Linked DNA regions of Mus musculus: all the other regions are linked to region 1. The links are chromatin loops, found by intact Hi-C in ENCODE. Cell type or tissue: left cerebral cortex. All regions are shown on one strand. Region 1 has its middle 37 kb from the start of Gm34581. Region 2 overlaps Prkd1 (protein kinase D1). Region 3 overlaps Gm40419 (a long non-coding RNA gene). Region 4 has its middle 52 kb from the start of Prkd1. Region 5 has its middle 93 kb from the start of Gm34523. Region 6 has its middle 170 kb from the start of Gm40418. Region 7 has its middle 32 kb from the start of Gm34745.

Region 1 (4,000 bases):
TTAAAGTCCTAGGGAATGACTAAAAAGTGGACCAAATGAAGCCAATAGATCAGGAAGAATGCTGTCTTCATTCAACAAATAAGAAAGATGTCTGCAAGATGGTGAGGCTTATGAGAAAGCAGGAAAGCAAACAAAAGACCTGAGAGTTATTTATGTAAAGTCAATAAACAAGATACTTTCCTTCACCAGAAAAAAAATTGTAATCCACATTTAGAAAAAAAAAAAAAAAAGAATGCTGTTTAAAAAGACCAGTTGTTTTATTTGTAAACAAGCAATTAAGCAAAAACAAACCAAGGAAGATTTTTTTTTCCTTTCTTAGCACTTTCTTATTCCAAAGTTAGTGGAGTGCTAGATTTCTAAACTTTATTTACTAAATAATCACACAGAGCTTGAATTCAAATGTTTTTAACCTAGATTTTTGAGACTTACATGTCGTCAGATACAAGTCAAGAACAGAATACAATATAGAGCATTTTCTTTACTGCATTAGTTTATTTATGGAGGGGGGTCTGTACGGCCATACATGTGTGGTAGTCAGAAACCAGGTTCAGGTCTTTGACCATATGAGTTCCAGGGATTGAGTTCCCGTCATCCAGGTTGACAGCGAGCACAGTTACACTCAGAGTCACCCCCTTGTTCAGAAATGTGCAGTTGCATAGCATCATGGGAAGAATTTAAAGCTCACATCCCCTTGGCATGCTCATAACAACCGTAAGCACATTACCAATTATTTGTCAACTTCAGTTCTTAGCCTGTAGAAAAAAAGCCAAAGCATAGAATTAGCGTGAGAACTAAGTAGTAGAAATGTCTGTGGACTCTATGACACCAGAGTGACGGCTTGGAACTCTCATTATTGTCTTTGTAGTAGAGGAGATGTTGCGTGGTATTTGAGTATTCATTTTGTTTTCCATTTTTATCTTTTTCATTTTTCAGTATTATGTGATTGGCAAATAATAAAAGACAAACATTTATTGAATAGGAGAATGAATAAAAATATTTTGCCTTGACCATTACCATTATAATAGGCTTTTGACTTTGAGTTGCTCAGTTACAGATGGTACATGGCTTTTTGAAATGTTTGAGCTTTCTGTCTTGGTAGCATATCAAATGGTCCACCCTTGCTGGATCAAGCTTAGTGTCTCAAGCAGCAGCTTGTTCTGATCAAAATAATGTATAGCCAACCTACAGACAAATACGGCAGCATGCATTGAGTCTAGCCCTATCTACTAGGATGTACGTAAGCTTAAGGAGCCTACTTTCCAAATATTCTAAATACCAGGTAAGAATGTGAAAGAGTACGACGTGCATCTCTTTAAGTAAAACAAACATAATATGCTCACACTTTCACCTTCCACAAAACATGAGCTTGGAATCACAGAGTGTGTTCTTCCTAGAATCACTGCATCCAGACGTCCAGACATCCCATTCCCCTCACTTCCCTAAGTTTTCACCTCTGTGTAGTGCACACAGACATATGGACAGATCAACAACAGCCCTGAAGGGAGCTGCAGCCACCCAGCATGTACATTTTGCAGTTCCTTCAACCTGTTTCCCATCCTGCCCATCCCCTACGCAAATCAGGTTTGAATGCCCAAGCTTGTCACCTGGTATACAAAAATGCAGTCTAACACTGTATTTATTAGCAAACCCTTTCCCTTATGTTTAATTTATTGTTACGGTTTTTAAATGTACAAACAGTTATACCAGTTTTATACACAAAACCACAGGTACCGTTTTGTATCTGTCAAAATTCCAGCAGCCTGTGGCGAGAGACAGTTGAATAGATGTCCTGTGCTGCCACCTAGTGCTTTGGTGAAGATGTGGCCGTGTTCACGCCTCGGGAAACCAGGAAACAAAGGCGCACATCGTATGGAATAGCTACTCAAGAGCATTAGCAAACAGATGCACGTATGATCCTTGGACCATATTCCCCGCAACCACGCAACCTAGCTTGTTTTCACACAATAGCCGCTTACATCCCTGCTCTTCGCTGGCAAAACTCCGGCCTTCTAGCCTGGGGGCACCTGGTTTAAATCCAAACTGACTGGGCAAGCAAACCCGCTCTCAGTTCTGAGCCTCTTTCTACAGCTCCCATCTGGCCAAGGTTTCCTTGGCAAGTCTCTTTCTCCTGGAGGGACAGTTTGATCTGAATGTCTGGCCTATTACTTCAATTTGGATAGAAGGTATAAAGGAGTCAGACAGCTTTAAAAAAAAATCATTATCTTTAAAATTGACTAAAACAGCAGCCATCTTCTTTGCAGCGTCCAAAAGTGAAGCTTCTGAATTCCTTTCAGCGCCCAGGGTTTGTATCACCGGTTAGACCCTAGGTCTGCCTCTGTGTTCCTCCCCTTATTGCTGCCCGAGTCCCCGAAACACCATTCTTCTCCTCAATTAATAAATTAGCATGTTGCACTTACACAAACAGTATTTTTAAAAGTGCTATATTAGGCACTGGTTAGTGGGTGGATAAAGGAAAAGAAAATAGCCTTTCAGTGTGTCTGTGGATCACCACCTCCTGTCTCTTAGCCTACACTATCCCTTTTCTCTTCAGACCTTCTAAAACCCTGGACCCACTGACCCTTTCACCGTATTGATTCTCTTTCTTTACCTATATGTATGACTCCTATTGTAAGAATATTAGTACTTCACTTAAACCTTTCGACACCCCTCCTTCCAGTAAATTTCTTTTTCCCTGTTTTATCCCAATGCAGTAAATTCACCAAGCCCATATGCTATTGTCTAAATGTGCAGATTAGAGCCAGTCTTTCTACTAGAGCCCAGGAACTGTGTGCCAGGGCTGGGTAGTGCTTCTTTGCCTGACTTCTGAAGGCTCTGACACTAGAAGTTCTCTAAGATCCAACCGTTCTGGCAGTCCGTGTCTCCAGTCATTCACCACTTAGCCTGTAAGGAACTTCACTCTGGTAAATCCTCTTTACCCTCCTGGAAATCATCACTTCGCCATGGCTCTTAACTGAATTTCTTACCACTTGTTTGTTTCTATTTGTCAAATGCTCCATTGTTTTCCATCCTTCGTGTTTTGCTTTTTTAACATGAACTTCATCTGCATTTGATTTTTATATGTTTAACTTTATAAATACTTTTACCTACCCATCCTTTGGACTATCCAGGCTTTGTGATGGTGGTGATTTTGACAGCAATGGCATGAGTGGTTCACAGGTTACCCCTTCTTCAACAACAAAGCCAAATCATCCATGTCTCCAGTGTTTTTCTAACCATTTTCCAACCCCATGACACATTCAGCAAAATGGTTGTTGGTTGTAGCCATATATGTTAGGGTAACAAACCCTGTGTTCGTGATTCTCACCTCTGAACTTCGCCCATGCCAGATCTGTCCATGGCTATCAGAAGCACCAGGACACTGAGATTTCAATGATGCTGAGCTACATGGACTCATTAGGTTTATATGTATATAACCCTCCTCCAATCTTTTTCTACATATTCAGCCAGTAGAAAATATGTTTAAGTCCTGATTGCTTTATACCAGGATTGTAAAGTTCCTTTGGCTTCTAATTCAACTCTTATACCCATTCATATATAAAAAAAAAAAAAGAAACATGGCTAGTCTTTCAGACACTTTGCTCTTATGCAACTCACCTATAAAAACCCACAAGCACATCTATTGATTCTCTCTATCTTGTTTATATCATTTCTACGTGTGTGTGCTTATAGATTCTATACTAGACCCTACTCCAACTCCATCTGAGCTCTCCTACTTGTTCTCTGACATGTCCCATGTTTTAGTCCACTCCATCTTTCTGGCATTTCTTGTAAAGGAATATTTTGCACAGAGCATTTCTTGCCCTCTGAATTCTCATTCATACTTTCTAAAAACTAAGCCTTACTAACCTCTTAAAATGCACATAGAGAAACTACAGACAAGACTCAGCTGATCAGAGACTACAGACAAGACTACAGACATCAAGACTACAGACATCAGAGACTACAGACAAGACTCAGCTGATCAGGTGCTTTCTATGAA
Region 2 (4,000 bases), 410 kb before region 1:
GGCATTCAGTGCATTCAGTCACAGGTAGAGCTTCTCAGCGGCCTGAATCAGGGCAAGTGGGGTTTCAGTGAATGCATACCCCGATGTAAAGTCAAACAGATCTGTGTATAGTGTTTAAACACCTGTAGCGCTTTCTAACAAGAACAACGATTGTTTAACACTTACCCTTCTGGCTCAAGTAAAACTTTCTGTCATTTCGGCCACTTCATTCTTTTATCATTCCGGTTTAGTGGACTATGACGTAATCATATCCCAGACAATTACTAGGCTCTTTCATATGTGTTACTTGTTCAGATATCTCCTGACCAAGGTGCTATGTGACCATTTTCTAAAGTGGTTGTACCAAAGCCATTAGCAGTATATCAAAGTTCTAGCTTAACAAAATGGAGTAAGGCCAATCACTTCAGTATTACCTCTTGTAAAAGTATACTTTCTATAACTTCCACACTATAAACAGAATGTATATAACCCACATGTTATAGATTACAAAAGTGATAGTGTACTCATACTTTACTCCCAATGAAATAAATTACACATAAAAAATTCCTCACATAATACAAGGTTGTTACTACTATAAAAGTATAAACTTTTTATTTTTATTTTTTTTCTTTTTCCAATTTTTTATTAGATATTTTCTTCATTTACATTTCAAATGCTATCCCAAAAGTCCCCTATACCCCACCCCCCGCCCTGCTCCCCTACCCACTCACTCCCACTTCTTGGCCCTGGTGTTTCCCTGTACTGGGCCATATAAAGTTTGCAATACCAAGGGGCCTCTCTTCCCAATGATGGCCAACTAGGCCATAAAATGTCAATATTCTTATTTAATAATTTAACTAATTTTTATAAAATTAGAACCCAAACATAAATAAATTATATCCCAAACATAGATTAAACCATTAAACAATATTAAAATAAAATGATTTTCAAGAAATCAAATTTCATGCTACAATTTTACAGTTAAGAAAAATGAGAAATATTTTAGTATAATTATAAAATATTGATGACACTTGAAGCTTTGAACATCAGCTTCTCTCATGTATTGCTTTGTAAAGAACTTTTTTAAACATTGGAAATTTCCAAGAACAGTACTGGGTACATTTGTACTTAGAAACGCTTCAGTCAGGACACTAAAATTCGCTGATCATCACAAGTAAGAAGTGAAGAGTTTTTCCATTTTAGTGACAACAGCTGCCATTCTGTAAACACCCTAAGTGCCAGGATGGAGTGATGCTGAATCACAGGAGCCAAATGACAAGGTGTGTTCCCTAAAGAAAAGGGACGCTCACAAAGTGTGAGCACAGCAGTACATGGGAAGAGGAGGCACTAAGCATGAAATGCATGAGGCAGGCAAATAATTCAAGTTCACTTAGCAGGCGGTGGACACAGCCAATGTAAGTGTGGCGCCAACGTTAGGCCATTGCTTTAAAAAAAAAAAAAATCACACATTCTTCTTATGTTCCGGAACTCAGTGAGATCTGCTCACAAAATAAAATGCATTAAACATTCAAGGAGATAACATGGCAAAATAGAGACAGCTACAAATCAAGTTCTTTTTAACAGATTTTACACTACACATGAAAAAAAAAAACTAACAATCTGCTGATTATTAGCGCTGCCAAACTGGAAAAAGTTCTTGTGGTTAAAATAAAAGCAAAATATGCATAAATATATAGGAGTAACAAAAGACTATTTTTGCTCCTGGGAGCACTGTAATTTGGCTTAAATGGTAGGTGTTTCTTCAGGATAGAGAATGTAACTGCACTTAAAGACACATCCGATTGTATATTCATATATGCGGTAGTCATTTTTTAAATGCTGGTAGGAAGAAACTATCTACAGAAAAGAAATAAAAAAGATTATAAATTTAAAATAATCTAGACTACAATGACAAAGACGCTGTTTACTTTTTTCTGCTTCCAGATGAATCTAATGAGTTACATTTTGCTTAAAGTAAACACAATCTGTTACCAGGACCTCACCTGTCCTAAGATACTGTGTTCCTACATCCCATAGTCTATAAAGGACATCTTCTCAATGCAGTGTTTTCTGGAGAAGTTGAAAACATAAAACCATTGATGTTTGTTCGTTTGTTTGTTTGTTTTTGCTTACACAGTTGGGTATCATACACTGAAGCAGGACTGTATTCAAATAATCATTTTATGAATGGTATTTCTGAGTTAAGTAGTAAAAGATAAGCATTCATTCAATCTTACTTAAAAAAAATTCCTTAGACTTGAAAAAGAAATGAAGTAGAGCCCTCGTGATAGGGCTCAAACCTTGAGAGTCCTCTAGTAGAGGACCTAAGTTCTGTTTCCAGCAACCGCATCACAGCTTACAACTGTCTGTAACTGCAGTGCTAGGGGACCAAACTTCCTCCTCATGCATATGCATGGTGCAAATACATACATGCAGGCAAAATACTCATAAACATAGATGATAGACAGAGAGATAGGCAGACAGAATAGATCCGTGTGTGTGTGTGTGTGTGTGTGTGTGTGTGTGTGTGTGTGTGTGTGTAATTCAATTCGACACAATGGCTTTATTTATTTAGTGGTATCCTTAAGATGGATACTTTCCTTCAGCTTTGAGATACACTTAAATTACTTTAATTTTCTTAATGTTTACGACCATCTGTCCATTCAATAGTACTTTTGTATTTTTGTGAATTCTTTAAATTTACCTCAATTTCAATTTTCTACACGCTAAATGTCTCAGTAGTACATCAAACTCCTAAATATTTTGAGATTGTAAGTAAAGAGGAAGGATAGGAAATGTCACACAATAAATCTTTTCATATATTTATTTCATATATTTAAAGATATTGTATATATATATGCATATATATATATATATATATACACATACATACATACATACATTTAATTCTCCAGTCTATTTTAGTAGTGTCATTCTTACTGAATAAAAAAGAGTTGAAGAAAAAAGTCACCTTCCTTTCTACAGTTGCCTCCTTTGTACAGCAATGTGTACTGATTCACGTTGCCACTTCATTCTCACCTAATACTCATTTACCAACAGGCCTGTTTAGAGGCTCTAACTCAACATCTTCCTCTCTCCAGCATGAGCTGCACTTGTGGTGCTTACTGGGAAATGAAACATTTTGGTGACTTAATGGTCAAATGAATGAATCAGCCTGGAATTGCTCTCAAATAGAAAATCTATTCTAACTGGAAGCTATAGCAGAATTTACCAAGTGCAGAATCATGGTTAATTATTTTAGAGTTTCCTTGGTTGCAGATATTAAAACCATTACTGCAAACAATTACATAAACATAAATCAGTATTTTGTACAATGCATATTTTAGTTATAAACTCAACTTCTGATTAACATTAGCTGCTTTTTTTTTGGTGGGTAGGTGAAAAGGAAAGTCAAAAACAGAACAAACATAACTGAGTCATATTATTTCATGAATGTTAGTTGGCTATATTAGTATACTTGGTTTTTCCCTAATTAAAAATTCTATACTTTCCTTTATGTACTGATTCATAAGTAAAGGTGATATGCATATTTGTAACACTCTTCTAAACAAGCAAATGATTTCTCTGGCTAAATGGTATCTCCCAATAGGATTACAGGGTATATTATGTTGGCATGAATTAGTTTGTTAGGTAAATAACCTTAAATGTGAAATAGCAATCAACAAGTATGCATAAAAATCATTTAAATGTGTATGGTGTGCTTTCCTGAATTGAGTGATTCTAGTTTGTCTATCTTAAATTCCTCAACTCCTAAATATGGAAATTAGTGTGAGTGACTAATTACAACAATATGAAAGTTCTTAACTATATTCTTTAATTATTTGTCACTTCATAGGACTGCCTACTTTTTTTTTCTTTTGAAAAAAGATGAACTTGTTCATTAAATTCTTTGGATGTGGAGGCAGAAATTCCTGTAGCTTCCAAAATAGAAAAATTGAATGTTTTGTAGTTAGTTCTGGGCTAATGACATTAATTTAGTAGCCATCAGCCTGTAAATGAT
Region 3 (4,000 bases), 830 kb before region 1:
TCTAAGACTTTTTAGTGAGCATACCATTCTTCACATGCCCACTCTATAACTCAAACATATACAGACTCTAGTGAATTGATACAGTTACTCCTGATATAGGAGCCGAAATCTGCCAATGTACTTATCTTTCTAACTATAGCTAGAAATGTACAGTAGCACTCCCCTTGAAAGTTGTGCTATTAAAGACTTTGTAAGGCTACCATTGCTGTATTTACATAGCATGACATGAAGGGTGTAAGAAAGCAAGCAATCAGGAGCTTCAATCTGTGGCTCCAATATGTCTTAAAAATTTCCCTGTACTCCCATTATCCTGTGATTGTGTTCAGAGCTTGAAATTTTAAAATGAAAAAAAAAAATCCCTGATAGTAGCAATCACCATTTTTCCTGTAATCAAGCCCGTACTTCTCTCCATATTCTTTTGTTGAATTGCTTTTCTCTGTTTATTGTTGTTGCTAAACAAGGTGAGGCAACATTTTGCAACGATGACTTCTTTTACACTAACAAAATCTTAAATGCAGTTGCTGGTTTCTTTCCTGCTAGGTGCTATCAAATCCATCTTTGTATGGGAGGCACAGACCAAGATGAGTAAATTGCTCTTAGTAGGTAGTACTCTTTTCTTGACACTAGGAAGTAAATTGTCTAAGAGTTACACAAGGTTTTAGCTGCATGAGTCCCATTGATGTTAATGGGACTTACAAGGAAAACACCCCCCACTCTCAAGCAAAGCTGAGAAAAAAATAGAGTTAGTTTCTTTACGGTCTCCTCTATATTTTATGTTGCTAAGCCTGAAACGCACGCTCCTCACACACTTCTCAGTCCTCCCCTTTCTTTGACTATATCCTCCAAGATTATAAATCTTCAGCCTTTCTTTAATCATCTCTATAGACATGCTGTCAACACACACTGTTCTCAACATCATTTCCATAGTAGTGTAATTAAATGTCTCATTCTCTAATTCCCTAACGCCAAACCATGACTACTATTCAGTTATTGTACCTAGATTGGAAAACTTACTGTTGTGGTTTTAGTGAATTGTAATAAATGCGTTAGATCTAATAAATTCATTGTTTATAAATTATTATAATGTTAGTTGAATATTTTCTAGTCTTGCACAAATCTTAAATATAAAAATGACTAAATTATATATTTTTATTTTAAAATATCCATTAGTACTATTAGCCTCATTGTTATTTAAGCCTTGACTGCTTTTATCATTTCCTAAAAGTTTCATAGGGCACAAGAAGGAATAAGATCTTGGAAATCCATTGTAAGGCACTTATAACCACTTACGCATTGGTTACCGAAAGTGTTTCATAGAACAAATAATAAATAACGTTATTTGCTTCTGGCAGAGTGGGTTCATGATTCCATAATGTCTGGGGAATGAAGGACGTTCTTGTCCATATGATGGAGGCAGCAATACTACAATTGTCTGATGTCACCCTTAAATAATACATTCAAAACACACACACATACACACACACACACACACACACACACACACACACACACACATACACATACAAACATACACACACATTTTGGGTTTATACTAATTTTTTCTCTAGCGAGTTTTGATTGTGAAGAAAATCAAGCTAAGCTAGCTTTGAGCAAGATTTTTATGAGTGTTTGGTTCTGTATAGAGTTCACAAAAGGCCCAATCTTTGTGCCTACCACTTTATTTCATTACGGTGGCATTAATTACTAAGCAAGATGCCAAGTAATTGGCAAGGGAATGCTCCGTGCTTATTTATCTGGTACCTTTATCCTATGCTCCTGGCTTCTCTCCTTTACTGCACTTTTACAATAGATTACCAGGATAGGAACATAAAGAGCACAGAGTCTTTCCTTTGCACTTTTATAACTCAACTTACCTTGAATTCTTTGCCTAATTTCAAACCATACCAATCAGAAAGGATTTGCACTAAACTAACATGTTAGTCACCACCACATATACAAGGATCTAAAGTCTAAAACAAGAAAAGACTACAGACTTCTAAAAGCAAGTTATTTACCTCGCCAAACATTCCCAATTCATTCTTGTACCTATGGATTCATTACTTCTTGGAAGCTCTGTGGGAGCCTGCCATAAAGACCGAACACATCAAGCAAACATCCTGAAGTCTCAACACTAGGGGCATCTCAAAAAACATACCAGGATGTATTTTTCTCAATTTCTTTTTATTTGCCCCCAGCTATTATCAATTGCTACGGTTTTATCTCTATGTTGATCATGACAAAAGATATGTTTTTCATAAAATAACACATTTGGACATAATAACGAGAACCTTGGTTTCTATCTTCACGTTGCGGAATAGCACGACTCGTGCTGTATAGTCGCAGTTGGCTGTCCAAGGACCCTGATGCCAAATTGCTGAGGATATTCTTGTCGCTATGACAAATTGCTTGCTGGTGGGCTGTGCAGAGTGTTGTTCTGGCAGCATCGGAGTTGTCTACGTGTCTGTCACTTGGTTAGGCTGCTTCAATCTTAGGTGATTCCACCCCACTCCCCACCCCCTTTCCGGTTTCCTCAATACATTTTTTTTCAAACTTACCTTTGCTTCTCAGTGAATGGGGACTTTAACAGTCACTCGTAATGAGCCTATAGAAATGCCTTCCAAGCTCTCGGCACAGGTATCTGTAGGGTGAGAGAAGGATTTTTTTCACAGTACCATGCTTGTTTTCCATACAAACCTACAGGCTGCCATTACAGCCACCCACATTCCGGTTGGCAACACACTCATGCTCTGAGAGCTTTAATGAATCCAGACAAAATTGAACAGCACTTCTGACACGCCGGAAAACGGTGCATTTTAATGATATGTTGCAGGGTGATTTATTTCTTTAATCTGTAAAATATTAATGGGCAATATTTTTATTAACAGTTCGTTAAAAAAAGATTACCCTGCATTTTATCTGATTTTTTTGAAAACTAAAGATATTGCTTTGCAAACTTCTTATATGAAGTGTTCCTTACTAAGAGGACTTTAAAAAAATTACATAAAAAATGTAAATAAGTAGGCAATAGTCAGTAAACAAATTGGCCTGGAAACCACCTAAAGGCAATCCCAGTCATGTCTGTTGACTACCTAGGAAAGCATATAATTTAATGCTTCCAGATAATTTGAGGACAAAAATCTAACCAACTGACAGTTTTAGATAAATAATAAACAGTACTCCTATTTCATTACCGAGTTTTTAATTAAGTACAAATGTAAAGAGCTCTTAAGAACCATAAGGGATTGAGTATTTTTAAATTGTTTTCAAAAACTAAAAAGGACATGGCAAAAACGTTTTTGGTTTTTTTTTGGTTTTTTTTTTTTTAAAGCAGATATTTTTCTTAGTCCACAGAATGATAGTGAGGCTTCTCTCTGAGACATATTCTATAGTGTTGGTTTGTTATTTAAGAGTCTAGCATGTGTAAAAAAAAAACAGCTAATGGAGCTTTTCACAAAAGATAATATACATTGGAATAAAAGGAAATGAACAGGCTTTTAATCTTATGTGGAAAAATGTTTGTTTTTACTGCTTTTGAATATAAATGTACTCATTGCTCTTCTTGTTCAAACTGTAGCCCTGAATTAAGTGGACTTTAAAGCTCTTCTAAATACATTAAAGATATGAGATTTGTTTTCAAAGAACTATATTTATATTTCCGAATGTGGGGAGGCGGGAGGTGCTGGGATGTGGAGAGAATAAAAGCTATTTTAACAGCTCAACTCTCAGGGATAGAGGTGAAAATTTCAGGACAAGGTGAAGCTTGAATTATTTTTTTTTCATGCCTATTGATAGAATTTGTCAACTCTCTGGACTGCATGGGTATTTCCAAAGTGAAATGTATCAAATTATCTTTCCCTGATGTGTTTGTATTTAGCTATACTCTCTGAAGCTCTAGCAGCACACATTTCTGACACTTAGTAGCATCCAGTGTGAGGCTATTGATCCTAAAATTGCTAGGATTTTCTTAGAAGGCTGGTTGTTGGTTCTGGGCTGTTGTCAC
Region 4 (4,000 bases), 240 kb before region 1:
TGATAAATTTGAAGCATGTACACAATTAATGTGATTGAAAGAGGAAGGAATCAAAAGTCTAAAAAAAGTCATTTAATACTACCCAAAGTACATAAGAGAGTCTCTCTCTCTCTCTCTCTCTCTCTCTCTGTGTGTGTGTGTGTGTGTGTGTGCATGCGCGCGCACGTGCGCGCGCGTGAGAGAGCACACATGTACAAGAGCACATGTATACATATAGAGATGCTCAGTAGTGGCTAAGGGCACTTTCTGCTTTTCCAGGGGACCCACACTGAGCAACTCAGGACAGCCCACACTCCAGCTCCAGGGGATCCAATGCTCTTTTCTCATGGGAGAGAATGTACACATATACATGGCAAACACATATACAAACACTCATAGCATAAATAAAAATAACAGTAAATCTTTAACATAACAAACAGTAAATGTATTGGGGCTAGAGAGATGGTCCAGTGGCTGAAGGTACTGGATGATCTTCCAGAGGTATTGGGTTCAATTGCCGGCACTAACATGGCAGCTCACAACTGTCTGTAATACAGCTTCAAGTGATTTGACACCCCCCACAGTATAAATGCAGATAAAACAGCAATGTACATATAATTAATTAATTAATTAATTAATTAATTAATGTATCATATGGTCTATAATTCCATGGGTATTTGCAACAGTAAAAAGCCACTGTGTGTTTGCATAAAGGATGTTTATTTCCTTTATATTAGACTCCATCTAGCTGCTTTGTTTCCTATAATTTTTATTGGATGTAATTAAGGATGTTTGCTCTGAAATACCTGAAACAGGAAAATTTCAGGGGAAAATGTATAGTAACTTATTTTAAAAGTCACTGGAAAGTATTGGGCATGCCTGAAGAGTAACTCAGTGCTCAGAAAAATTAGTTTGCTAGCAATGAAAGGACTCCTAAAGACATACTGCTATATCCTTAAATCAGGGCCTCACTCAGCCAACATCTGAGAGGCTTCCTCTTGGAGTAAATAGAAATGAACACAGAGTCCCACAAGTGGACAATGTGAAAGAATAACAGACTTTGGAGCACTCAACCTTACACAGAATGTCTAGATTAAATCCCTCCCCTCAAGGTCAGGAAGCGCTCTGGGAAATGAAGTAGAAAAGTGTTAGACACAAAGGGGATGGATGACTCCAAGGAAACAGTGTTTTGCAGACACAATGGGACTGGTGCACATGTAAACTCACAGAGACCTTGGCAGTTGCATAAGACCTGCGGGGGTTCAGGGTCCCACACCCTAAGCAAGAGTATTCTGCAACTGACACCCACTGTCAAAAGGGAAAATTGATTTTCCCTAATGAAACTATCACTGGGCACTTTATCTATGCTCCAAGGCAGGCCCCAAGCCCAGGAGTAGCTGTCCAACACAACACAAACTCAATGGTATTTCTGTGATTTTTTTTTTTTTGTCTTATTGGTCTTTTGTTTGTTTTGAATTTTGGTTTTGTGTTATTGTGTTGATTTCATTTGGTTTATTTATTTATTTTTGCTTTTTTTTTTTTTTTTTTTGAGAGTGACAGTAAGAGACACACAGACAGACACACACACAGAGTGTCTAATTTCATTTAAATTAGAATCAAGTGACATTTGACAAATGGAAGTAGATTGCAAGGACTACCAAAGAACTTGCAGAAGGAATTTCTCACTAATACATTTCATACAAAAAGATGTCACTTTAGTAAAGGACTAAGATGGAGGAAAAAAGTGTGAGTTAACAGTTTGGTACACAGTAGTCAAGTCTAAATGATCATAGTTTAATTATCATGGAACAGGAACAATCATTAATCCAAGAAGGGGAAGCATAGTAAGCCAAATTCTCAACAAGTGACATAGTGTCAAGTAACCTTGACTTGTACAATGTGCTAAGGGCATTCTAGTTCTGAGTCTTGTGAAGAAACCAATTTCTGTAGGATACTGACTCAACTGAATACGCTATTTAGTTTTGTCTTAGTCAGTGTTCTGTTGCTGTGAAGAGTCATCATGACCGCAGTGAGTCTTATAAAAGGAAAGTATTTAAATAGGGATTGCTTACAGTTTCAGGGTTGCTTACAGTTTCGGAGGTTCACTCCATTTTCATCATTATGAAAACAATGGGAGCATTCAGTCAGACATGGTGTTGGAGAGTAGCTGAGTTCTATATTCAGTTTGGCAGGCAGAGGGAGAAACTAGGCCTGGCTTGAGCATTTGAAACTGAAAGCCCACCTCTACTGACAAACTTCTTCCAACAAGCCCACACCTCCTAATCCCTCTCAAGCAAATCTGTGCCCTAATTAACATGCTTTTTAGCATATGAGCCTAGGGGAGCAATTTCTATTCAAACAATTATGACATTCACACTAGCAGAGGGGGTGGGAGATAGGAAATAAGGTCAAGAGAAGAAAGTGGAAACTGAAAAGTCAGCAACATAACACCAACACTATCAATAAGTGTAACTAAAGTAAGATGACATGTCAAAGACCTGAGTCATTAAAACTTTTTGCATCGTTTGCAGCAGATAAACCCGAAGTGCTGGAGATATAAATATCAAATGTATTCCTCATAGGGTATTTTAAAATAATTTTTAAATATACCTTAAAATGTAAGAAGTATAAATAGAATTGCAAGTTGACATGCAAAATCAAACAGGAGGATTCCAAAAGTTCTCTCTTCCAACTTACCAATTTGATAAAAATTCATGAAAACAAAGCAATTTAAATGACACAGCTAAGTATGATCTACTTGCTACAATTTAAACAAACAAACAAAAACCAGAAAGAGGCCTCAGCCATATTGAGACCTCTCAGGATTCCTAGTAAAAGTTAGAGAAACGCCATGGGGTTATTACAGCCAATACTTCTAACGGCTCAAGATGAGAGGAGTGAGCATGTGTATTTCTCAAGCTGAGAAAGAAAGCTAGCTGATTGGAAATGTGACCAGGAGTCAGTGGGAGAGAAAGCGTTTGGCCACTGTTCATAGGCTTAGGGCTAAGTGTTAAAAGAGCACACCACCCAAACATATTGAGTTAGTTTTTGCTTGTTTTCATGAACTCTAAACAGTAATCAGCAATTTCTTCATTTTTTTTCCTGAGAAATCTTGGGGCATGAGAGACCACATTGATAAGCTGCCAAAGTACAGTGGGGTAGCAGACAGGCTCAGAGAGCTCTTGACTCTCAGCAGGGGTCTTCAATGGTCCCCAAACTCAGCAGTGGGGATAGATGTGTGGGCTGCATCCCAGAAATGTTGACATCCTCTCGGTCTGTTTGTACCTGCTTCTCCTTATTTTTTTCCTTAAAAAAACTCTCTTATCATTAGTCCCCCGCCCCCCTCCCACACACTACTTCAGTATGGTTTCCTTTCTCTTTCTTTCTTTCTTTCTTTCTTTCTTTCTTTCTTTCTTCCTTCCTTCCTTCCTTCCTTCCTTCCTTCCTTCCTTCCTTCCTTCCTTTCTTTCTTTCATATATATATATATATATATATATATATACATATATATATATATATATATATTTTTTTTACTTTTTTTTCAATAAATTCTCTGAATTAGAATATTTGGCACAGTTGCTACTCTCCTGAACTGACCATAATTGTTGTAATTTAATCTAGGGATTAAATAACAAAAGTATGCTAACCCTTGTTGCTTCACCACACAAACATACAATATACCTTTCACAATGGATTCAGGAGCTACATGTTAAAAAACAAAAACTGAAAACCTTTTAATTGGGCAAACAAAATAGGACAACATATTCTGAGCTTGAAGAAAAAATTTATTCCATAAGACAAAATTAACTATAATTCAAAAGGAAACTATTGACAAATTTGACTGAAACAAAATTTAAAATTCTATTCATTAAAAGAGTGAGTACAAACTGAAATTGGATAGTACCAATTATAGGAAAAGTCACTTCTAACTCATTTAACAAAAAAAGAAAATACATACATCAATAAAAAAAGAAAAGCCCTCCTAATCAAAAAGGGAAAAACAAACTCCAAAACTGCAAG
Region 5 (4,000 bases), 630 kb before region 1:
ACAGTATAGTTTAACCTAATACATTTTTTATAATTTTAGAATATGTTCCATTTAATATTTATTTATTTATTTATTTATTTATTTATTTATTTATTTATTTATTCTAAAGATTTGTTTAATGTGTAAGTACACTGTCACTGCCTTCAGACATACCAGAAGAGGGTATTGGATCCCATTACAGATGGTTGTGAGCCACCATGTGGTTGCTGGGAATTGAATTGAACTCTGGACCTCTGGAAGACCAGCTAGTGCTCTTAACCACTGAGCCATCTTTCCAACCCTGCCCCATTTAATATTTATATGTTCATTTTAGGCAACTAATTATTTTGACAGTATATATGAGGAATGAGTAAAGACATGAAGTGTTTGACAACTTCTCTGGATAAAAACAGATTAAAATCAGTTTTTATTTGAGTATATTCCAATATATTCTTTGACTCACAGTGTTAATTTATTAAGCTATATGTAATGTGACTTGCAGGTAAGTGAATTCTTCTCCTTCCTCTTTATCCTGGTATCTTCCACTGCATTACTGTTATTATCATTCTGGCTGTAAGTCTTTTTTCAATGCTAGCTCAGTAAGAGTCTAAAGTTGCTTCTAATATGTAACAGGTAGTCTTTCTTAAGCTATCTCTCTTCTCGTTACAGTTGGGTGGTTGGGAACAAATAGATGATAGAAGCCTGCATATATTGGATACTTGATGGCTCTGAAGAAGGTCAGTCCTTCAGTGGACAGTAATCAAAATTAGTTCCATGATACCCACCATTCAGAATATGCACAAATGACTTAACTGTGAGAACGTTCATAATTTAAGCTGACTTTCTAATACTAGATATGAAGGACATTTGTCTCTCCACACTTTTATCTCTTTGATCAAGACTGTGTATTTTGAAAGTTTTTTTTAATATGGCTTCTTATTAATGATATAACTTAAGGAAATTTTCTTAACTGAATAAGAATAATAGATAGATGCTCTTTCTATCTATTACCAAACCCTGATCGATCCAAAGTTTATATTTCTAAATTTGTATTACATTCATTTGTTTGTTTGCATGAATGGATGGGTGGGCAGACAGCAGATTATTGGAAATCTTTGGGAGAGTGGCTCTCCCCTCACACCATGGGCACACCAGGTTCTGAACTCAGTTCTTCAGGCTCAGCAGAAAACACCTACATTCACTGATCCAGCTCAGTAACCCAAAGTGTATAAGTTTTGTTAACTTAAAATATTAGTGAAATTTTGTTCAAATTCTGTTCTTCAGACTGAACACTAATGCCATTGCTAAATTCCATGGTCACTTAATGACTTGGAAGAACAGCAACCTCTGTGTTCACCCCTAAAATATTGGTTAATAAAAACCAAGATTATGCTCTCTGAGCAACTTTTAGTTCCAACATTTCACAGTTTTACAAGCATGTAAAAATATCTCGTTTCATATGAGAAGGAATAGTAGAATGAAAAAATATTTAATAATGATGATCTTACAAGTTACCATGACCTTTTACAATTTATCCACACCACCTTAATTATCCGACAGTGGTTATTGCACCTCTAGAGACAATTAGATACTTCATATCTTTAGAAAGTCTGTGTCTTATACGTTGAACTAGAACAAAATAGAAGCTAGAAGTTACCCTGTGTTCAAAGATATTTTGATTTGAGTGTCAGAGAAAATTCTTCCATATATGCAAACATATTTTCTGTGTTCATTAAGCCATGGTTTTTATTTTTGTTTAATATCATGGTGTAACTCAAATAATATTACTCAGTTTTTCTAATTTTTATTAACTTTTTTCAGTAGTACTATAAAAAGAAATATGAGGGGAAAATAAATTTCAGGATGGTCACCCAGGAGACACATCTGCCCAGATTAAACCATTAGACAGGCATTTAATTAGCATGTGCCCTTTTCACCAGCATTTTTCAGTTAACTTTAATGTGTTTTAACCAGAATTATTATTAATGATATGAGTAAGGGCATGGGTCTATCCAGAGGAAAAATCTTCAATCAACAACACAGATGGAATCATGCAAATAACTATAATGACCACAAGGTGGCAAAGCACACAAATCTACTTCATTCAGCCTGGGATCTTCCTGCAGGACCTGGGTGGGGGAGGGACCACTTCTAAGAGGGTCTCCTGGGCAGAATAGCAAAACTATATTCATTTCTCAAAATTGCACTTGCTCCAGATTCCTGGCTTCTGGCATGAATCTATGCACCACATTGCTACTCTATCATAAACATTTCTGTTTTAGCATCAAATTGAGTTAAAAGAAAAGCTTCATGTGTACATGAAAAGCAAAATTATTAGGTCCCTCTCTTATGGTGTAAGAATTCATTTGATGTCACTTTGACTCAGTCAGGCAGTAAGCATTATTACTATGTAAATTCAAACCCAACATGTGGTTATATGTTGTGGTTATCTTTCCACATTAGTTATCTTTGTGAACTACAATGGTATTACCGCTGAATCTGGGACTACATAAGATCTAGCCTTTGATTGCTCTGCCATGCGCAGCCTGCATCCTGTACACATCTTTGGCTTCAGGGTTTTCCACTCCTACATCCTTCTCCCGACATCTCCCTGTCCTCTTCCTTTATTTGTGCTACGTTTTTGTCATGTAGCTAATATTCTAGCACCTGAAAAAAAATCATCCTAAAAGTTGTGTAGGCTTTCAGGGTGGTGTATTCAATATTTTGGGAAAGTAATATATCTATATTTTAAGTTTCACATCTAAAAAGGCAATCGTGAAGGAAGTTTATGTAATGTTTAAATTACTACTTACTTTGAGAAATGAACAGATTTTCTAGCCTAATAATGTTGCACAGCTGCTAAGTGGCATCTTCAAGTACTTTTATGGTTTAGAGAAATTATTTTACTATTGTTAATTTTAAAATGCTAGAATAGAACTGTAATGCACAATCTGTCTAAGTGCCCTAAAAAAAAAGCTCAGCTATGCTTCATGTATCACCTTGTCCAGGCACCAAAGCACTTATTATGTTATTTCATGATTATTACTTTTATCATTGTTTTAATTTTTAAAATTTGTTTCTTGTGATACCATTATCCTAAACATAATAAAATATGGACTACTTTATGGAAACTGCAGGTTATTGTCATGATAATCAAGTACCAGACTTATAGACTCTAGTCAGATAGATAAGGTGAGAAATTATCCAATGAATGTCTATAGCCTTATCATGTGATATGATGGGGTTCACTTATGCCCATATGGTACAGCTTGCATATTGTTAGAGTAAAATCATTAGTTATGAAAAGTAGCTAGCACTCTGAATGTACTGAGTCCTGACTTTCCTCCATCCCCAATTTCTTGATATCCCTCTGACTTATTGCTCCATTTTTTCCCCATTTCATTTGTATTGTTTTCTTAGGGCTACAGGTCTAAACGCTATAGAATTTATAGCCAGTTGAAAGTAGAAATTGCAACAAAATCAGAGCAGAAGCTGGAGAACAGGATATATCTGTTAGGTATCAGTGGCTAAAGGCATCTTGCTTGAAAAAGGTTTCCTGTGAGCATCCACAGCCACTGTGATGAATCAGAAATCTACTTTACCTGAAAACAATAGGAGAAACAGCCTGAGGGGAGATCTGACAAGGGAAAGTGCCTTGATATCCAGACAGAGGGTCCAAAGAAAGCTTCTGGGCGCTCCTACAGCATAGTAGAGTTTTGAGGACACGCGGAACCACTCTTCTGAGATTTCATGAATGAAACAGGAACCTCATGGGGCTATGGCACTTTCTTTTTTTTTTTTTTTTTTTTTGACTTTTTAAAATAAATTTTATTTAAAAGAAGAAATGGCAAAAGTCAAAGCATTTTGAGTCTCTATGAGCAGCAAATTAAAGGCAAAAAAAACAAAACAAAACAATAAAGGCTAGTTGAGAGGTATGTCTGGTCATCTGAGCCTGCAACCCAAGCTACTCTGGATACCAAGGCAGGAAGATCATAAGCTACAGCATGAGTTCAAGGATAAC
Region 6 (4,000 bases), 990 kb before region 1:
AGAATATGGTCTTGAGGAGATCAATCACTGACAGGTTTCTATTTCTCAGTAAAGTCTATTGCTGCCTAACCATCAAGGGATGAACATGGGTTGAGAATGACATCTAAGGAAAAGTACCATATCAAAGACATGGAGCACGGAAGACTGAAAGGCCACTGACAAGCAAGCGAGTGAACTGATTTTTCAAATAAAAGAAATAAATATACCAATTAGTCTCATAATGCTATTTGCAGAATCTAAAAACACAATGGAAGATAAAGATTAGATACAGAGAGTCTTTGTTTTTCAATGCTTTGGCTTGTTTCACAAGCTATCTACACTCAGACAAATTTATTTATTTATTTATGAAGTTGGGATATACCAGGACTCATTATTTTCCCAATTTCAAAATAATTTTGGAATAAATAAATTCCCCAAAGTTCTTTTTCATGGCCAAGTTATTTAAATGAGTTCTGTTCATAATTTGTCATTTTATTTACGGGCCAAATTCCATAATTTTTATGAAAATGAACAATATTTAGTCTTCACAAGTTTGGAAGAGATAGAATTCTCAGTTTTAATTTCTCAGTGAATATTCTTTCTCTTTTTCTGTGACCTCAGGGAGGTTCTATTTTGCCCTTGGTCACCCTTGAACGGTGGAGTGTGTAGTCATCATTTGTTTGGAATAAAGCTGTTGAATGTGGTGGAGTTTACTTGTTATTAATTGTGGCTGCTTCATTTTGTTTAACAAGGCACTCTGATTCTTCCACTGTCTACCTAAAGGGGAAAAGCTACATATTTGAAATGTAAATCTATCCAGAATTTAGTGGGCGTTGAGAACATGCTGGGACACTTGAAGGGACAACTGAGTCCTCATAGAAATTACTTTGAATGATGACTGTGGTGGCAAATGTTGACAATCATAGCCTGGGGTGGGGAGTGTTAAGACAGAATAACAGGTCAAAGCCAGGCTGGGCTATATAACATGATATCTTGCCTTAAAATCTTATTTCTAGCAAAATTTATCATTTTGAGATGAAAAAGTTAAAGGGGAAATGCTCAGTGTTCAGCAGTGTTCGCCTTGAAGATCGTACAGTTGCCTCTTTAAATGAAATGATTTTTTTCCTAGCCCTGCAGACTACAGGTTTCCCAAGCCACGGATTGTGGCATGCGAGTGTTCCCGATAAGGAATGAGGTTCTTTTTTAAAACTCTCAAATATTCATCTTCCACATCATGTAACTCACATTCTTAAAAAATGACTGAAGACTTTTCTTGTTTCCATGTGGTTCCTGCTTTCTAAATTCTGTTGCTTGTTTTCTCCTTGGAGTTCTAAATGTTGCTTTAACATCTTTAGGTGTGATATAGATAGATTTAGAGTGATGCAGTTAGCAAGTCTCTAGCTGTAGCTTTAAAATACATTTGAAAGCCTTCTTTTGGAAGAAAACAAGCACTCTCAGAGGAAAGTTACACTTTATTTTGGAAGCATCTCTTGCAACTTTTCTTCCCAAAGGTGTTGAATTTACTATGATTATTAACACGTGTAATTAATTCTATCTAAGCTTTTCCCTGTACAGTATGTCAATAGTAGTGTGTCCTTTGAACACCATGAATACTAAAAAATTTTTCAAGAGATATTTAGATCTATTTACTGAATCAAACACACTTGAGTGATTGAGACACCGTCTTTTTACATAATGCTTACACCATACAATGAGCTTGGGCACAGTTTGCCTCTAAGTTCTACTATGTAACCACAGTCCTGCATTCATCTCAACCCTGCTCTGGTGAATTTTTTCCCTCCAAATAATTATAACTGAAGAAAGAAATCAGCATACGCATAATTTTAGCAATTTATAACAGGAAAAGTGGCTTCTACTTATTTGAAGTTAAAGTTGTGTATTCAATTATTGTTAGCAAGCACTCCACCTACTGGCTCATATGCTGCCAAGCAAGCAATCCGTGATGCAAGGCAAGTCCCCAGTAGCAAAAGATACTTTCAGCTCTGTGGCATGAATAGAACTGCAGCTTCCTGATTCCCAGCCAGGGTCAGTGGTGAGTTGCCTTGCTGCTTGTCAGGGTTAGCAGAGTTCTTAATATTAGCACGGTGCGACTGACAAGTGAACTGTGAAGGAGCTGCTCAAGGGCAGCTCCCAGGGTAGGATGGTTCACTGGGAGATGGATTTTGTAATCATAACAACGGGAAACTACCCTACAGAGTGTCACACTGATATTTCTTTTCTTGATTCAGAGTCTATGTCATCCAGGCTGGCTTAGAATTTAAGATCCTCCTGCCTCAGCATCTCTAATTCAAAAATCACAGGCATGTACCAACATGTCCAGCTTCAAAATACTTTCTTTATAGTTATCTAGATAAAATATACATGTATACAAATATAGAGGCCAAGTGCCTTTGTATAAAACTGTTTTTAAATGAGATATTTAGTTTCACAGTGGGTGAGAATTATAGACTTGCATAGCAGTGTTTCCTTTCCACCAACATGCCATTTTGAATGATACAGTATTGCTGTAGCAATGGAGAAACATAAAGCTCAAAATTGTCTTTAACCATTGACCCCCAGCCTCATGAACTTTTTAGCTGAGCCGTTATCATAACGACAAATTATATGACAGACAAAGAGAAATTATTATTAGGTATTATAATGAAATCAAGAGAAATTGAACCAGCTTTGTCCCAAAATGTCAACATAAGTTATAAATCATCACCCTCTGCCCACCCCACCCACCAATGTCCATCTTGACATCTCTTTGGAAGGACAATTTACTGTGTAATTGTTACCTCTGTGCACATATTATGTTATGATTGAATGTAGCAATAAACATTAAAGCAATTAACGTGAAATAATGCAAGAGCAAGTCAAGGCTCGTGGGCTAGATATAAAGGCAAAGCATTGGGGATACTGAAAACAGTCCTGATGGGATATGAGCTGGAGATGATCTTCCCAATTCTGTCGCAGGGTGTTATATCGAGTAGAGCTGTAAAAAAAAAATGCTGAAAGGGGAATGTTTCACTCTAAGAAATGTTTCTTGGAGTCAGTCGTATTTTACCATCGGCTTCCCATCCTCTCCAGGATGAAGGAAGAACTATCATATGCTACTAATAGCAAAGGAAGGTCTCTTGACTCCTGAAAGTCTTGAAGTTTGTATTTAAACTGGAACACAATATGGCATCAAGGAATAAAACCTTTTTTGCACTAACGAATTCGTATGCACTGATACTGGAAGCGCTTTGTAACAGCTCAATCGAACTGCACCCCAGATGCATGGATGTCTCTTTTGGCTTTGCAAGGAAAGTTTTCACGGTTATTTGAGGGTGGGGGTGGGAGTAATCAGTTGCATTAAGCATTTACCCTGCAAAACAGAGACTGAAGAATCTTAACACATGACGACACAACAGAATTTACCTGACCCTTCCAAGCTAAGGAAAACAAGACAGAAGGTCCTCTAGAGAGGCGGTATCATATATATGTTCGGAGCCTGTGCTACCCATATGCTCAATAGGACTGTTGTATCTCAAAGTTATAATAATTTGCAACGAGGTGCCAGAACCAATTATTAAATATCATATGATCCAACAGAGATGAAATAAAAATATACAGGGTCGATTTTACTGGCTTTGACTATTATAAGGCATTTTAAATGCTCTGAATTTACAGTTTAACTTGAGGGTTGTATTAGCGACATCCTTATGCTAGGAGTTTGTTCCCAGCTGAATATCATAAGCTAAATGCAGATGGCATATTTTTCCAAGGACAAAAGGAGTTTTGGCCTTACCCTCTTTTTTTTTTTTTTTAATTTGTATATCAACTCAGGAAAAGGAGACATGCTATTATGTTATTCTCTACTAATGTAAACCTTTATTCAAAAGCGCAAATGACAGCCAAAAGTACAATTCAAGTGAGAAAAAGGTAGTGTGTGATAGTACCACACAGAACGATACAGTCTCGGCCAAATTGCTGCCTATAGTGTAGAAAAAAAGAGGCACAGGCTTCACTGTCAACA
Region 7 (4,000 bases), 240 kb after region 1:
AAGGTTTAAGTAAAGAAATTTTCAGGAGACACCTAGGACAGAAAAACCAAATTGCAATTCCATATTACAATATTGCAAGAAGATCTGACCTCTCTGTGTGGTACAATGGCACATGAGTAGCAAATGAAACAGGGCTCGGAGCACAATCCACACAAGTGTCAAGTTGTACCTGATAAACGAGTACAGAACCTGGAGCCCCATCGTGATGAGGCTATTCTGTTTTTCATGATACTTATTTTCCTAGTGCTTAAAATTCATAGTTTCTGCACAAAATAAAGTAAAGATGGCATTTGTTATACTAACCTCACTAGAGTCAGACTAGTGGAAGTTAAAAATCCCCGGTGACGTGTAGACTTATTTGCTTTGGGTTGGTAGCATCTGAAATATAATGATCGGTACCACGATCTCTTTTAAAAATGTCTCATAAACTGAGATGTGTGGGCTGCTGGGTTGGTTTAGTTTCCTCCTTATTGTTAATGGTAGCTTTTTTCCCTGTAAATAAACTTAGTTAGACTTAATGATCCTTATTGCCTTTTAATTTCGTGCAGAGAATATGTCATAATAAATAAAAGTGATATAGAATGCTTATAATTAGACAATAGTCAAAAATCCTCAATACTGTGGATAAGACTTAACATGTGCGATTTATAATGGGTAACAATTGAAAACCTCTAGAAAACAACCAGGCCGGTTCAGTTATATTTTTGCTTAAAAGGCTATTGTGTGTTGGCCCCTTTTCCCATGGTGAAGCTTAAGGTGGATAACATGCCATGATTTCAACACTGAACTCCACAGTAGAGAGAAGTAGCAGGAGGGAATGCACAGACTTCTTTCCCAAAACCCACTGCCTAACTTAAACGCCTTTTGATTGGCTTCTCATTTTCGTTCTCAACAAAAATGATTGGAAACAAGCTGCCTTAAACCCTTCACTTTAGCTGTTAACAGAGCCAATCAGAAAAAAAGACCGGTTTTGAACCTACCCAGTAAATAGGTTCAAACGTTTAAAGACATGGCTCTCAGTTGCCCTTTGCTAAAGAGATGCCTTCTTCAGTTCCTCGAGAAGAGGTTATTGGTTTTGCTTCCTGAAGCACCAAATGAATTTTAAACTGCTTTGTAATAATTAACATGTTCCAGAAAGAATCCCAGTGCTATGTTTTGATTCATTATCCCAAGAGCTACAGATGCTGTGGCGGAAGCTGCGTTCAGCTCAAGGAAAACACTTCTCAGGAAGGAGTTTTGGGGTGCTGGCCTCTGTTTTTGCTATATATTATGTAAAAAAAAGTGCTTGGAATCAACTGGAAATAATCCTACATTTAAACAAGACTCTCGTGTCAATTTTCCCCTCCCAATCATATTAAGAAGTCAGTAAAATATGAATTACATAAAACCAAGGGATTCATGTAGCCCTCACCTGTTACATAAGAAGCAGAACATTATGTAATGTGCCTTTTCTTACTAATTCTTCAAATTCTGAATGCTTTGTGTGACACCAAAGAACACTGAATAATGGTGTTTAAATATTTTTAACTGTTTGAATATGCACAGGGCATCTACACTAATATTGCAAGTAGTTTGGTGACATCTAGTGGCAATAAATGGTGACTTGCAGCCAGAAATGTTCAGATACCACAGCAAAGGAGGCTGCTGGAACCATGAGAATATAGGCAAGCAAAGAAGAGATTTCTTGCCTTCTTGAAAAATTACTTCACACTTATGGCAACTACTATAAAAATGTTGATTGTATAATGCAGAATCTTCATAAAGCATTTAGAATGAACACACATGCACACACACACACATACGAAAACTGTAACACTTCCACCTACAAGAAACGACCATTCATATTAAACATTTTCTCTTCCTCACTTTGTATGTTTTGATGATCTTTCCCACTAAGTATGGAAATTCCCAGTATATAACCTTATAGCCTGGTTTGTAACCATACAGCTGTTTTTGCATGCCGCTTGTGTAACAATGAGAGCTCTGAGAGGACTTGCACTTCACGGCTGGATGCCATACATCGACACGTCCATGGCTTCTGTGTGACAACCCAGGACGGAGCAAGAGCACAGTTGCAGAGAGGGTCTTTCACTGCAGCAGTTTTTAAAGTACTACGTTGTTCAGACACATGACAAATGTGTGCTTTGCATTTATTGCTGTGTTAGTGGAGCCTAAAGACATGAGAAATGATGGGCCTAGACCTTACCACAGACTCAAGCATTCTAAGAAGGAAGAAGGAAGTGTATTTTAAATCACAGAGCTATGAGCAGTGTAAAGCATCTTACACTGGGTGTAGTTAGAATTTCTAGTAAAAGGAGGAGCAGTCGATCCTTAAATGAGAGATAACAGCTGGGTGGGAGTTGAGAGTAAGCAAGAACCAAAGGTACGCTGGGCATGGTGGTGCACACCTTTAATCCCAGCACCCGGAAGGCAGAGGCAGGCGGATTTCTGAGTTCGAGGCCAGCCTGGTCTACAAAGTGAGTTCCAAGACAGCCAGGGCTACACAGAGAAACCCTGTCTCGAAACAGACAAAAAAAAAAAAAAAAAACCACGAAGGTACTTTGCTAGAAGCAAGCCTGAGCAAAGTCAAGAATGGACTGGCATGATGTGGGCTGGTATCCCCCAGGGAAAGCCACAGCAATGGCCCATGTGACTGGAAGAGGAACAGAAGTAGATGGTGGAGGCTTACCAGCATAGTTAGAATATGCACTGAACATTCCTTTTTAAGGACTGCAACGTGATTACGTTAGCATCCTATAAAGTCGTGCTGAGGAAGTATAGCGCACAAATAACAGAGACCAGCTAGTGGGCTGCCACAGCATTCAAAGAATGAGGATGAGGCCCGAACCCCTAAATACTAAAGTTAGACAGAAAGCCGGAGATCCACAAGCTAAGAGAAGACAGACTAAAAGACTCAAATGTGCTGGTCAGCAGAAAGGGCGTGCCAAGGGGCATGTGGGCCTAGGCTGACTATGACTAGAGGGAAATCAGACAATGATTAACTTTGGAGAAATGTATATGAATTTTAAACTGCACACTGACAATGTGGTTCAATGTTAACCCAGCTTTAGTGCTCTTATTAACATATAAATGTGTGTGTGTATGTGTGTGTGTGTGTGTGTGTGTGTGTGTGTGTGTGTGTGTGTATACATGCATACATATATGGTCAAGTTATTAGGGACTTTCTTTAGCAGATGGGTCAAAATTAGTACATCTTCACCACCCCAATGCCAAAGAATGCTGGTACTGTGGGTAGGATGGTTAACATCTCTAATTGGCCCCTGTACAATACCAGGACTTAGGGGGTAAAAGGAGTGCTCAAAGGGTTAGAGACATAATCAAAGAGACTCAAAGGAAAACTAATTTTAGCTGTCACTGAGGTTTGTCTGTATCGTGTCATTAAGAAGACTAAATGACCTGCTGAACTGTGATACTGAGAATGCATTGCTACTGTGGAGAACGGCAAGATGATAGACTCAAGCTGTCTGATGACTCTGTGCCTGTGCCTACATACATACAAAGTGCAGGGGAGAGCTTAGAGGGGCCTGGATCCCCTGAGCAGTGATCCTATGTGCTGTCAGCATCAGCATGCACCGCCCTTGGCATGTGCTACAGCTGCCACTGACAGCGAGCTCAGCTAGGGATGACTGCTTTACAGACATTATTATCTCATTGGAATTCTCCCGAAAAGTCTCTGAGTTTGACCCTTTGATGCTTATGCAAGTTTACATCATTTACCCAGAGCCACTCAACCCATCGGCAGAGAAGCTTAGATTCAAACCGTGCTCTCCAACTCTAAACCTCTTTCTCTCACCATGGCCCTCCCTCACTTTGGCTCTGTTCATTTTTTTTTAACATACCAGGTTCTGTTTTGTTGTTGTTTAATACTTTGCAATGAACCGTGCATGCCTCTAGCTAAGTTATTAATATCAACATAGCTTTTTCTTCATTCTTCAGGCTTGTGGTTCCACAATTGACTTTGTAGTATCTCTTGTTTTGC

What was found. Hi-C counts contacts between places; a loop is a spot of excess contacts. Peaks named below come from ENCODE experiments on the same cell type or tissue, not always from the same donor. Only the 100,000 strongest peaks of a DNase experiment are listed, where the experiment ranks them.
Region 2: a loop joins it to region 1, with 2.1 times the contacts of the local background. A loop is called at or near these places in 2 of 42 quality-filtered maps.
Region 3: a loop joins it to region 1, with 3 times the contacts of the local background. A loop is called at or near these places in 4 of 42 quality-filtered maps.
Region 4: a loop joins it to region 1, with 4 times the contacts of the local background. A loop is called at or near these places in 8 of 42 quality-filtered maps.
Region 5: it touches region 1 in a loop (15-fold over the local background); 23 of 42 quality-filtered maps call a loop at or near these places.
Region 6: a loop joins it to region 1, with 4 times the contacts of the local background. A loop is called at or near these places in 6 of 42 quality-filtered maps.
Region 7: a loop joins it to region 1, with 7 times the contacts of the local background. A loop is called at or near these places in 9 of 42 quality-filtered maps.

What each region holds. Positions count from the first base shown.
Region 1 is chr12:50,942,014-50,946,013 of GRCm38, forward strand. No RefSeq gene overlaps it. Among named protein-coding and RNA genes, the nearest start is that of Gm34581, 37 kb to the right of the region's middle. In left cerebral cortex, a CTCF peak has its summit at 1,805 (motif pointing left); DNase peaks (open chromatin) are centred at 1,817, 2,329 and 2,754; H3K4me3 peaks cover 846 bases; H3K27ac peaks cover 974 bases.
Region 2 is chr12:50,533,002-50,537,001 of GRCm38, forward strand. The region is part of intron 1 of Prkd1 (protein kinase D1); the gene reads right to left. Among named protein-coding and RNA genes, the nearest start is that of Prkd1, 110 kb to the right of the region's middle. In left cerebral cortex, a CTCF peak has its summit at 1,730; no DNase peak of the experiment used is centred here; H3K27ac peaks cover 130 bases.
Region 3 is chr12:50,109,726-50,113,725 of GRCm38, forward strand. It overlaps Gm40419 (a long non-coding RNA gene), which reads right to left. Exons shown (of 3, transcript XR_872736.2): 2 at 2,556-2,638. Among named protein-coding and RNA genes, the nearest start is that of Gm40418, 8.6 kb to the right of the region's middle. In left cerebral cortex, a CTCF peak has its summit at 2,143; DNase peaks (open chromatin) are centred at 561, 1,400, 1,700, 1,794 and 5 more places; H3K4me3 peaks cover 1,066 bases; H3K27ac peaks cover 3,842 bases.
Region 4 is chr12:50,699,605-50,703,604 of GRCm38, forward strand. No RefSeq gene overlaps it. Among named protein-coding and RNA genes, the nearest start is that of Prkd1, 52 kb to the left of the region's middle. In left cerebral cortex, a CTCF peak has its summit at 2,172; no DNase peak of the experiment used is centred here.
Region 5 is chr12:50,312,741-50,316,740 of GRCm38, forward strand. No RefSeq gene overlaps it. Among named protein-coding and RNA genes, the nearest start is that of Gm34523, 93 kb to the left of the region's middle. In left cerebral cortex, a CTCF peak has its summit at 2,055 (motif pointing right); a DNase peak (open chromatin) is centred at 2,086.
Region 6 is chr12:49,950,039-49,954,038 of GRCm38, forward strand. No RefSeq gene overlaps it. Among named protein-coding and RNA genes, the nearest start is that of Gm40418, 170 kb to the right of the region's middle. In left cerebral cortex, a CTCF peak has its summit at 1,924; DNase peaks (open chromatin) are centred at 1,195, 1,933 and 3,061; H3K27ac peaks cover 3,626 bases.
Region 7 is chr12:51,186,849-51,190,848 of GRCm38, forward strand. No RefSeq gene overlaps it. Among named protein-coding and RNA genes, the nearest start is that of Gm34745, 32 kb to the left of the region's middle. In left cerebral cortex, a CTCF peak has its summit at 1,590 (motif pointing left); DNase peaks (open chromatin) are centred at 1,033, 1,174, 1,584 and 2,027; H3K27ac peaks cover 2,117 bases.